Linked DNA regions of Homo sapiens: region 1 is linked to region 2. A link is an interaction called in ENCODE POLR2A ChIA-PET data of the cell type or tissue named here. Cell type or tissue: HepG2. All regions are shown on one strand. Each heading gives the region's core, and the rest is flanking DNA. Links, peaks and the distances in the headings are about the cores only. Region 1 overlaps MYBPHL (myosin binding protein H like). Region 2 overlaps SORT1 (sortilin 1).

Region 1 (5,379 bases), core at 75-5,074, 93 kb before region 2:
GCCTGGAGAGGGAGTTCCTGAGGACCCCCCCATCTCCCACTTCCCCCACCGTACCAATCACCAGGATGTCAATGGTGGCGGTGGCCTCCAGCCCACCCAGCTGCACGCGGAGTTGGTAGCGACCTGAGTCAGCACGTTGGGCTTCTCGGATGAAGAGGATGGAGTCTTGCTCCCCATTCCGCACACTCACACGCCTGGTGTCCAAGGCACAGCCATCATGTGTCCAGATGGCTTGAGGTTTGGGCTTGCCCTGAGGAATGAGGGTAATGCTTTGAGCAGCCCCGAGAGGCTTCCTGACTCTCCCTGCTGCTGTAGGGGTCCTGTCCACCCCAGGTCCACAGGGAGGCTTGACTTGGAGCTGCACATTCCTTGAGTTAGAAGTTGGTGGACCCTCCCGGGGGCCTCCTCCTTTCAGCAACAGCCTAAGGATCTTGGGAAAGAGGGATGGCTTTGAGTCTCCCAATCTCTGAGAGCTTAGGTCATGAACACCCGGGGCAGCTGGGACCAATTGAATAGCCACTCAAACTCCCAAGAACCCTTCTAACTGCAAGCTCTGAGGCTTCTGTAGACTGAAGGGCATGGATTAGCCTCACACCATCTCATGGGTGCACACCCAGTCCTATCCAAACCCACCTTCAGGAGTGCAGAGGTCATTTGGCCTCAGACTTCTGGTGGTGTGACCCCTTCTATCCAAGGCTGGGAAGATTGCCCCTCTGCTAGCAGGACTCTTGGTATCTGTTTCCAAATCCAAAACCTGCACTGGCCCCAGACATGGACCCAGTATGGGGCTGGCATGATCACCTGGAATGGGATTAGTAGGTTCACTGTGTCCCCAACCTTCCGGATGTAGGTCTGCCTCAGGGCCCGAGGTAGCCAGATCTTGGGGTGCTCTGAGTGATGGAAAGAGAGAGAATAGGAGATGGATACTCAGAGAAAGTAAATCCTGCATCCAGCTGCCTGCTGTGGGTGAGTGGCCCAGGAATCGGTCACCAAATTAAGCCCTTCTTAGAGGGGAGGGGAAGAGTGCTCCCATCATCCTGCTGGGATTTGGGGATGAGGGGTTGGCTTAAGGAACACCCCGGGAAACATTAAAGTCTCAGCAGAAGGAACACTGGAGTGCGAGTCTGACAGTTCTCTTAATTTGTAACTCTCAAGTACTGACTTTCCATCATCTGGAGGCATTCCATCCTGATGGAGGCATTTTTATTTTTCTGTTTGTGTACAGACCAGCCTGGTCTGTGTGGTTTGTCTTTCCACCCTTTTCTACATTTGTCCTTAATACCATTCCTTTTATCAAGGCCACTTTCCATGTCAATCCTGACCTCCCAGTTAGGTGTGGGTCTCAGGAGAATGCTCTCCATTCTGCAGGCAGAGTCAACACCCTGACCTCCCAGCCGCCCACGGAGACAACACTGATGTCACTGCAGACAGAGCACGTGTCTGGGTCCCTTCCTCTGCATGGCCACTCTGCTCCCGGGCGCCTGCACAGTCTTCTTCCAGTTTGCAGAGGATCATTTTGTACAGATTCTGGGACAGATTAGGTCCACCACTCATTTCCCTTTGATCTCACAGGTCTGTCCCAGTGAGAAGTAGAGATTAGATGATGTGTATGGGCTTCCAGGATGAAGACAGGAAATGCTTGGAAAAGTGCTGAGTGTAGGTTTGGAGATTGACCAGGTATCATTTCTCTCCTCTTGGGATGCCTCACACTGTCTCAGCTGCCGAAGCACAAACATTCCACCTGCGTTCCCTCGGGGGCCTGGCTGAGACAGACACCATTTTCTGGCCTTTTCCTGGCTGCTGTCTCCTCCTTTCTCAGGCACAGGCAGTCGCCTGGCTGATATTATCTTCAGTAGAATGTGATAGTGCTTCAGTTCCCAACAACCCAGGATTCTTGCCACAGTTCATTCTTGGCAGTTGGAAGAACTTCACCCCTGGTACATTCCTGTGGCAAACAGCATGACTGCTCGATAGTGGATTCCAGACTCTTTGATAGCACACACTTCTGTGAAAATACTTCCCTGAGCATTCACTATGACATATGTATGTTTACTTATAGATGAACTGTTTAAATACATACATTACATAACACAAACATGTAAGTGACGCAACTGAAACAGAGCTTCTTCTGTGTCCTTCCTCCAGCTCAATCAGCAAGCATTGTCCAGAGAACTTCACTCTGAGTCTCCCCATGATAATCTCAAGGTCGCGAGACCTTTGCAAATGAAGATCAATGGCAATGTACAGTGCACACGGTCCGTTTGGTTTCTGCAGTTTCCTTCTGTGCTGTGTGGCTTATGTTTTCACCTGGGCTGTGCCTGTCTTAGACTGCACCTCAGGAATATGTGACGAGGGGACTTGATGGGCCTGAGTGCCCGTCCTCCCTGCCCTGCTCAGGTCTTGACTGCCTCAGCATAGATGCAGCAGCTGCAGGCGGCTGAGTGACCCTGCTGTGGCTGCCCTCGGCTGGGCTCTGGTGGCTTGGGAGGGGCGGGACATGAAGAACAGAAGAAGCGTTTGTGTGATGGGCTTCTCTCCTGTGGCCATCTTGGCAAGCAACCAAAGAGTTGAAGACGGGCGGATATGACTTAATAGTGTTTTGAAAAAGAGGGCCGTACTTGGAAAGGAGGGTCAAAACCTCATCTTGTCAGGCTTGGTTCCCCACTGTTGGGGGAGGAAATAACCCTTTCTACATTTGCTGGGGAGAGGGCTGGAGAGAAGCTGGCTCTGCTGTCCCTGTGCCGCCTGCCTACAGAATGTCGGCATTAGGAAGGGCCTGTAAGCACCAGAACAAGGATGCTGGGAGCAAGAGGGCTCCGAGAAAGAAGCCGGTATTCTGGAGACCTCCCGGCTAGCTGTGACGACGTGCCTGGCACCAGAGACTCCTGCCTCCCCATCTAAGATTGTGTGTCTGAAGGACCCATTCTCAGAGCACTAGCTGTGTCTTGCCCACCAGTGTCCACCCAGCAATGAGCACCATAGTCAGGGCTTGGACAGTGGCCTGCCCCTGGAGGGAGGAGGCCCAGAGGGAAGGCGGGGGCTAGACATACCCAAGAACTGCAAAGGGTTGAGGTGGGGAGAGGAACCCAGGCCTTCATGCCTGACAGAAGTGCCCGCTGAGCCCCGCCCTGCTGAGACCTCAGGTAGGGAATGGGCTGTTATGGGTAGCTGTGAGCTGATGTATGTGTTTCCACCTAGTGTTTCTTTTGTTTCTTAGAAAAACACCTGGGAAAATGTTAGCATTCTTACACCTGAACTAAAGAGAAAAATGAAAGAAATGGGTTTATGTGGAACATAAGCTAAGGTGTGGGAGTTAGAGGAAGAGGAGCAGACTGGCCCTTGGATCTAGAGGGGATCCTGGCTGGGCAGAGAGCAAGGAAGGAGGCTGCCCGCGAGAGCAAGGAAGGAGGCTGCCCGCGAGGACGGCAGTCTCTCCCTCCCTGGACGGCTCCATTGCCGGTTCTCTGCTTATCAGTGGGTTTCCTGACAAGATGACGAAACTTAAGTCTCTAGAATGGACTCTGAGGATGTGTAGGTGAGGCCTCTGCTCCCAGCAGGCTCCCGGCTCCCTGTGGGAGGGCAGAGTATGGACGTGAGGCTAACTCAGCTGACTACGTGCAGAGGTGGCAGGAGAGAGTGTGGCAGCTTCAGATGCCCAGTCAGCAGGTCAGCAGCATGCTCTCCAATCGCCTCTCAACCCAACCCAGGCGCAATCTGACTCTTTGCTAAGAATGTGAACGCCGGGGCTCATTTGAGGCATCTCTTTTCACACATCCGCAGTCAAGCGAGGTGTAAATTGTACTGACCTTGGGGAGGCATGGCTTCCCCTGATGCCCAAGGTCTTTCTCCTCCTTAGATGACAGGAGGGATGTGAACCAAAGCCTAGAGTCTTTAAGAGCCTAGGTTTTCTAAGAGCAGGTCTGTGAGAGTCACAGTTTGGTTTTCTCCCTTCATGGGGTCTTAGAGAAAAGGCATCTTGAAAAGTCCTTTGAGGGCCTTTGGTTCTGAGTTAGGCTCTCTCTGTACAATGTTTCTCTCAGACAGGATGCTGTTTAATTCTTTCTAAAAAATTCTTAGAGAAAACTACTTCAGGCCGGGCGCAGTGGCTCATGCCTGTAATCCCAGCACTTTGGGAGGCTAAGGAGGGTGGATCACCTGAGGTCAGAAGTTCAAGACCAGCCTGGTCAACATGGTGAAACCCCATCTCTACTAAACATACAAAAATTAGCCAGGTGTGGTGGCGGGCACCTGTAATCCCAGCTACTTGGGAGGCTGAGGCAGGAAAATCGCTTGAACCTGGGAGGCAGAGGTTGCAGTGAGCCGAGATTGCACCATTGCGCTCCAGCCTGGGCAATAAGAACAAAACTTCATCTCAAAAAGAAAAAAAAAAAAAGAGAGAAAACTACTTCAAGTCCAAAGATCTTGACTTCTGATTAGAAAATTCCTCCTAATACCTACCCTACTTTTATCCTGCTAAAGTTTATGCCTGTTTTACTATTCTATAATTGTTCCTATCCTCTCATAATTCCCTTTTATGGGATCAGTCTTTCTCCAGAGGCTCCCTAGGGGCTGTATAGTTCAGACCGATGTTACTAACTATGACCTGGAGAGCCAAGAACCAAGATGGAAGCATTGGAGAAGTGGAGAGGGTGTGTGTGTGTTTGTATGAGTGTGTATGTATGTGTGTGTGAGTGTATGTGTGTGAATGTGTGTGTTTGTGTACGTGCATGAATGTGTGTATGGGTGTGTTTACGTGTGTCTGTGAATGGTGTGTGTATGTGTGTGTATGAGAGTGTGTGTGTGAGAGAGAGAGGGAGCCTGCATACACACGTGCCTATGTGGGTGAAGGGTTACCAAAAGAGGGCGAATGCAGGAGGCTAGCTATGGCTTTGAAACTATCCAGAGGTTTCCAGAAATCCAAGAAGTACCGGGATTTCTTAGAGAAACATTACCAGATGCCTAGGATGTGGCCTTGGTCTACTCAGAAACCTGTCTGGAGGAGTGCAATGGGAAAGGAGTGGTACAAGAGTGTCACTTTCTTGAAGGCCATGAAACTAAGGTCAGAAAAAATAAAAGGACATAGGAACAGGCAACACTTCTCTGAGGAAAAGACTCCACCCCACCCCGTCCCTATGTTACAGTCGTCCCCCTAGTGCTTGATGGTTTTAGCCCTGGCTCACTGTCTCTCCAACACCCTCTCCATGCGGTATGCCTCTCCAGGCATAACTCCTGCTGGTCCCAACACCCATGTTTCCAGTCCCCGTAGGGTCTCTCACATCTGGCCCACCACTCCTCCAATAACTTTGTCCTCTCCTAATTCAGCCAATGGTCCCTGTGGCCATTCTCTAGACCAAGAGCTACAATCCTTCTATGATCAGA
Region 2 (5,379 bases), core at 102-5,101:
GTTTAAAAAACAACTGTAAAGACCACTGAAGTTAAGTGATTTTCCATAATCACACAGCTATGAAGCAGCAGAGCCAGGACCCAAATCTGGGTATTGAGACATCTCTTTGAGATTTTGTATACAACATATTTATGTTTTGAATCCTTTGTGACAAATAGCAAATACTAGATAAAAATGATTTGAACTAACTTGTCTGGGAATTATTGAAGTTAATACAAATTTTCCTTCCCAGTTCAATTTCTCCTGGTCCTTCAGAGCAATTGTACTGTGGAACCAGACTTGCAAACTGGCTTCAGTACAATATTAGAAAGTGTGTGTGTGTGTGTGTATGTGTGTGTGTGTGTGTGTGTGTGTGTGCGCGCGCGCGTTTTAGGACATACAGGAAGACTAAAATGCTTATCCAAAGCAAACATAAGACGGATAGTATTCATAAGCCAGAGAAGGAACATACATACGTTTTCTTCTGATAAAAATAAATCAAGCCAATTAATCACATATAAGTTTCTACATGTGAATATATTTATGGTAAGCTGACCATCTATTTTCAAACACACAGGCAGCCAGGATGAAGAAAAAAAGCCCCAGTTTTGGCAGAGTACTATAGGAAAGGGAAAAAGAAAAATGAATTTACTGCTATCTGTTGGGTTTGCTTTTGGACTATTCAAGCTAGTAGCTTTTATTAGCATTAGATTTTTCAGCCAACAAGGAACAAACGGTAAAATATTACCCCCAAAATAAAAGAGAAAAATGTCTTTCATAACTACATGAAAAAAAGTACTCCTGCTATCTTTAAGAACATGCATATTTCACTGAAGCAAGTTCTGGAGGTGGTAGTAAAACACCCCTAAATGTGAAATCCATGCTATGTTCAAGTTTGACTGGGAAGTCAAACAGCCACAGTTTGCTTCTAAATTTGGAATCAGCCAGGAAAACATTTGTGATCACAACCTCTGGCCTCTCCCATATGAATCATAGAATTTTTGAAAGAAATTTTAAAGCTAGTCCAAAACTTCTTGTGCTGTAGATGAGGAATCGAGGGCCAGAGACTAAAACACAAAACAGAAAATAAGTTACATTCACAGAAAACTTCCTCGGCAAAACACGACAGGTTCTGAGTGGAAGGATTTTGTTTTTACTGTGGTTTCCTGAGATTGAGATTGGGGATAGAGAAGGAAAAACAGCCTCCATCTTTCACCTAAAAATTTTCATAGGTATGAGGAATCTGTCATGAACATTCATTCAACCAAACTATCTCAAAGCAACATATTACTAACCCAACTTTGACTGCAGTCACCATTGAAACAAGAACAAAAAAGCTGCCTAGAACTGACTGAAATTGATCAGCTTGTTCTTCAAGCCCCATTAATCCTCAAATCCACCTGCATACAAATCACTGAGACCACATAGTGGGAAGAACAAGTTTTCACCAAGTTTTTAAAAATAGAAGTAAAAGATGCAATAAAAACACTGATGACAAAAGGAGAGAAAGGGAACTGAAACTTGTAGAAATCTACAAATGCAGTATCTAGTTCATAATATTGTCAGAGCCATTGCCACAGTTTTGTTGTTTCTAGAAAAGCTGTATTTTAAATTACATGTCAAATGTGATGGCTTTGTCTGCCTTAATATTAGCTCCTAATTATATAAAATATCTGAGCCTCATTTCTGCAGCCTCAAAACATAGTTCACTTTCTGTAAAAAAAATTGAGGGGTAGGATTAGGTAGGAAGGAGGGAGAAGAACAAACGTTACTCCCCCGTCCTGACCATTACAACTTGGTGCTAAGCACTGCCCAGCATGTGATGGTCACACAAGGGTAACAGGCCAACTGGGACAAAGTTGGGGAACGCAGACTCTGCAGTCACCCACTGAGAACCCAATGCCTGTTGACGAGAGTTGACTGGAAACTGGCAGAGTGCAGAAGAAACTGCTAATAGTATCTGTGACCCTGACATGAAAGATCTGATCAAAACAGCAGGATAGAAAGCCTATTATTGTTGTTAATAATCACAAAAAGAAAATAGCCATTAGAAATTGAACAGAACATAAGCCTTCTTCCAATTATTTCCACAAGCAGACATGAGACTCAGATTTCTAATTAAAAATCACTGTGCACAGAGCCAAACATTTGAGTCAGCAGAGAACTTACCTAATTGTTAACACTGCATTCCCTTGGAGCCATCTGTCATACCTGGCTAGCTTTCTACTCTCATCCCAACCAAACTTCAGATGAAGACTAACCTTTCCCCAGATAAATTACACTTCATCAAATCTGCTGATACTTCTTACTGAAATATCCAATGCATAAGTCATTTTAACATCCCTCTAGGGGCTAAAGGTCTGACTATACATTGCATGAGAGAAGACTCTTCATGAAGGTTTCGCTCACTCTGCTCAACCAGGACCAAGAAGGAGATCCTACAGAGTTCCTACTCCTTGATCCAAAGCTGAATGGAAGAAACAGAACTCAAGAGACTATTAAATAAGCTAGACGGCTGGGGGTGCTAGGGAAGGTAGGATGAAGAGAGGCCAAGTATTGGAAGAAATGAGGCAGTTAGGAAGTTCCGGGGCATTAAAGGACTGACCTTCAGACTTCCGGGTGTTACAAAGGTCTGGCGATTCACAACAACAGGCCGAGGTCTTCAGCGGCAGCTCCCTGAAGCCTCTGACAGGCACACTCAGTCCTGTCAGCTTGGACTCAACCCTGCCAGAGCCAGCAAACAAACACACGCATTCTTCCCAGAGCTGACACCCCATACAACACGGCCTCTCTACAGGGCCTGTTTATTTAAGGAACCAGATGCTTTAAAGTTGGAGTAGAAGTTGGGAAGTTATGTTTACAGAAGTAGTTAGTGACAGGAGCAGAGGGAGGACAGAAAATAAGCAAGAGTTCCTGGCTTTATTCATCATAAGTTTAAAAAGTTTTAAGGAAATTGTCAAATGGTCTGTACACAGGAATGAGAAGTAAGGAAATTATGTCAGCCACCACCACAACTCTGGCCAAGGCATTTCATCTGTTCCTTTAAGACAGTTTCATGCCTACCCTCAAAGGGGTGCTTACAGCAGAAATGTTTTGAAGCAATCCAACTTAGTAACCAACAATAAAGTCTTCTAGGCCTGCTCAATTTCACGCATGTACAAAGGTTATACATGTCATGAATACTCCAAGCAGCTGAAGGAAAGAATCAGTTAAAAATGTGGCATGAAAACAGTTTTGAGTTCCAGGCAAAAGGAAGATTATTGAGTCTAAGAAGAGAGCATTTATAAATGATAGCTAATTGCTGAGTGCTAATTATGTGCCAGACATTCTTCTAATGAGTTATTACATATGTATAGATTATACAACACAATGTGATATGTTGTAATACATACTATAACTCATTACAAATACAATATTACATATGCATATATTATGTAATACAAATATATATTTATACAATAATATACATATACGTATATATTATGTATATATAATTTAACACACACTCATTTAATTCTCACAACCACCCTACAAATTAAGTGCTCTTATCTTCACTTTACAGATTAGGAACTGAGACACAGAAAACTTAAGTAACTCACCCAGGATCACACAGTGACATGGCCAGGGTTCAAATGCAGGCAGTCCAGATAAGGCAGTGCTATACCACCTTACCATGGTAAGTCAAACCCTTAGAACAAAATTAGGGAGCATAATTTTTGGAAAGTTATAACTATTTATCTTTCTCCTTCGTTTTCTTGTCATCCCTTTTGTTTGTTTTTTTAGTAATAGCCAGTATTTTTTATTTCCACTTTCCCATGAGTCTATTATAGCTAACTTGTAATACTGTAACTAGAAAGGAAAATGTTTTCCTCTCCTGCCTCAACTCCTAAAATAAAGCACTTAATCATTAGGACTTCTATGTGAAAAAATATATGCTGTGTGTAATAAACCCAATGCACTTTAAATATATTTTAAATTAATAGATTGAAAAGAAATGATATGAGAAAAAAAACCTTAGAGAGAAAAAGGGAGGCTTGGGCAAAGAGAAAAACCTGCTGGATTTCATGGACAGAGAAGCCTGAGTGGTCATCAGGACACCGGTCTCCTTAAACCGTAATATAAACGCACTATTATGCTTTAGCTTTACCGTGCTTTCTTGAGAAGACAGGTTAAATGCTAATATATCCTCATAAGCCACAGACACAGGTCTAGTAGTTTGCTATAACCTTCTGAGGCTTTTCATTCTCCAGTCTGAATGATCTTTTCTTTGTATCTTGGCACCCCAGCATCTAGCACAGATCTAGGCATTTGGAGGGCATTCACATACATTGATGATGTGAATTAATGTGGCTTGAAATGAAACAGGACCAAGTTAAAAGAAATAAGAGAACCATGAACTTTTGCTTTTTCTTGGGACTCGAATCCTGTCATGTTATGTAGGAAAAATGATTCTACATGTACCTTCCTTCCCCAGTTGTACAAAGTACAATATCTCTGATAAAAAGTTGTTCTGTCATGCTGATGCTTTTATTTCACACTGTTTTATAAACGGTCCAAAAATACTAGATCTCTTCAATACAGTTCAGGATTTTTTATGACTTCTAAAACCAAATAAATAAACAGAAGAACAGGCTACTACATAACAATTCTTGGTTAAGAAGTACTACTTAACCATTTTTAAGGTAAATGATATTAAACAAAGGCTCCACTTTTTTTTTTTTTAACCAGATACAGAAAGGATGAGATCTCTGAAGAAGAGACCACGGATGACTAACAAACGCAAAAACTTTTTTTTTTTTTTTTTTTTTTTTTTTTTTGAGATAGAGTCTCACTCTGTCACCCAGGCTGGAGTACAACGGTGCGATCTCGGCTCGCTGCAACCTCTGCCTCCTGGGTTCAAGTGATCGTCATGCCTCAGCCTCCAGAATAACTGGAATTACAGGCGCATGCCACCGCGTCTGGCTAACTTTTGTATTTTTAGTAGAGACAGGGTTTCACCATGTTGGCCAGGCTAGTCTTGAACTTCTGACCTCAAGTGATCCACCTGCCTTGGCCTCCCACATTGATAAGATTACAGGCATGAGCCACCGTGCCCAGCCAAAATAGCTATTTTAAATAAGGTCACTGAAAAAAAGACTGGGAGAGAAAAACTAAAAAAAAATTATTGCAAACAGCTAAATGAAAGAAATAGAAGAAAATTTCTTTACATGTGGACTTCAAAGAATGAGTGGTTTTAGGTCTACTCTTCCACAGATTTGGCCTTAGAACCCCTGAGCCAGTTTTTTCAACCTCTTTCTTTGGAATCAATATATTACAAATGACACATCAATTCAAACTAACCAGGAAGACTCTGACTCAAGGAATAAATCCAGGCAGGGCATAGTGGCTCACGCCTCTAAT

The links. ChIA-PET counts read pairs that join two places held together with the same protein. Peaks named below come from ENCODE experiments on the same cell type or tissue, not always from the same donor. Only the 100,000 strongest peaks of a DNase experiment are listed, where the experiment ranks them.
Region 1: POLR2A ChIA-PET joins it to region 2 with 22 read pairs; 18 of 35 experiments call an interaction of 5 or more read pairs at or near these places.

What each region holds. Positions count from the first base shown.
Region 1 is chr1:109,297,368-109,302,746 of GRCh38, forward strand. It overlaps MYBPHL (myosin binding protein H like), which reads right to left. Exons shown (of 9, transcript NM_001010985.3): 2 at 802-890; 3 at 55-250. Among named protein-coding and RNA genes, the nearest start is that of MYBPHL, 7.0 kb to the right of the region's middle. RefSeq lists enhancers at 2,966-3,476, 3,477-3,986. In HepG2, for the core only: no CTCF peak of the experiment used is centred there; DNase peaks (open chromatin) are centred at 1,444, 2,064 and 2,534.
Region 2 is chr1:109,390,443-109,395,821 of GRCh38, forward strand. The region is part of intron 1 of SORT1 (sortilin 1); the gene reads right to left. Among named protein-coding and RNA genes, the nearest start is that of SORT1, 4.8 kb to the right of the region's middle. In HepG2, for the core only: no CTCF peak of the experiment used is centred there; a DNase peak (open chromatin) is centred at 2,709; H3K4me3 peaks cover 2,874 bases.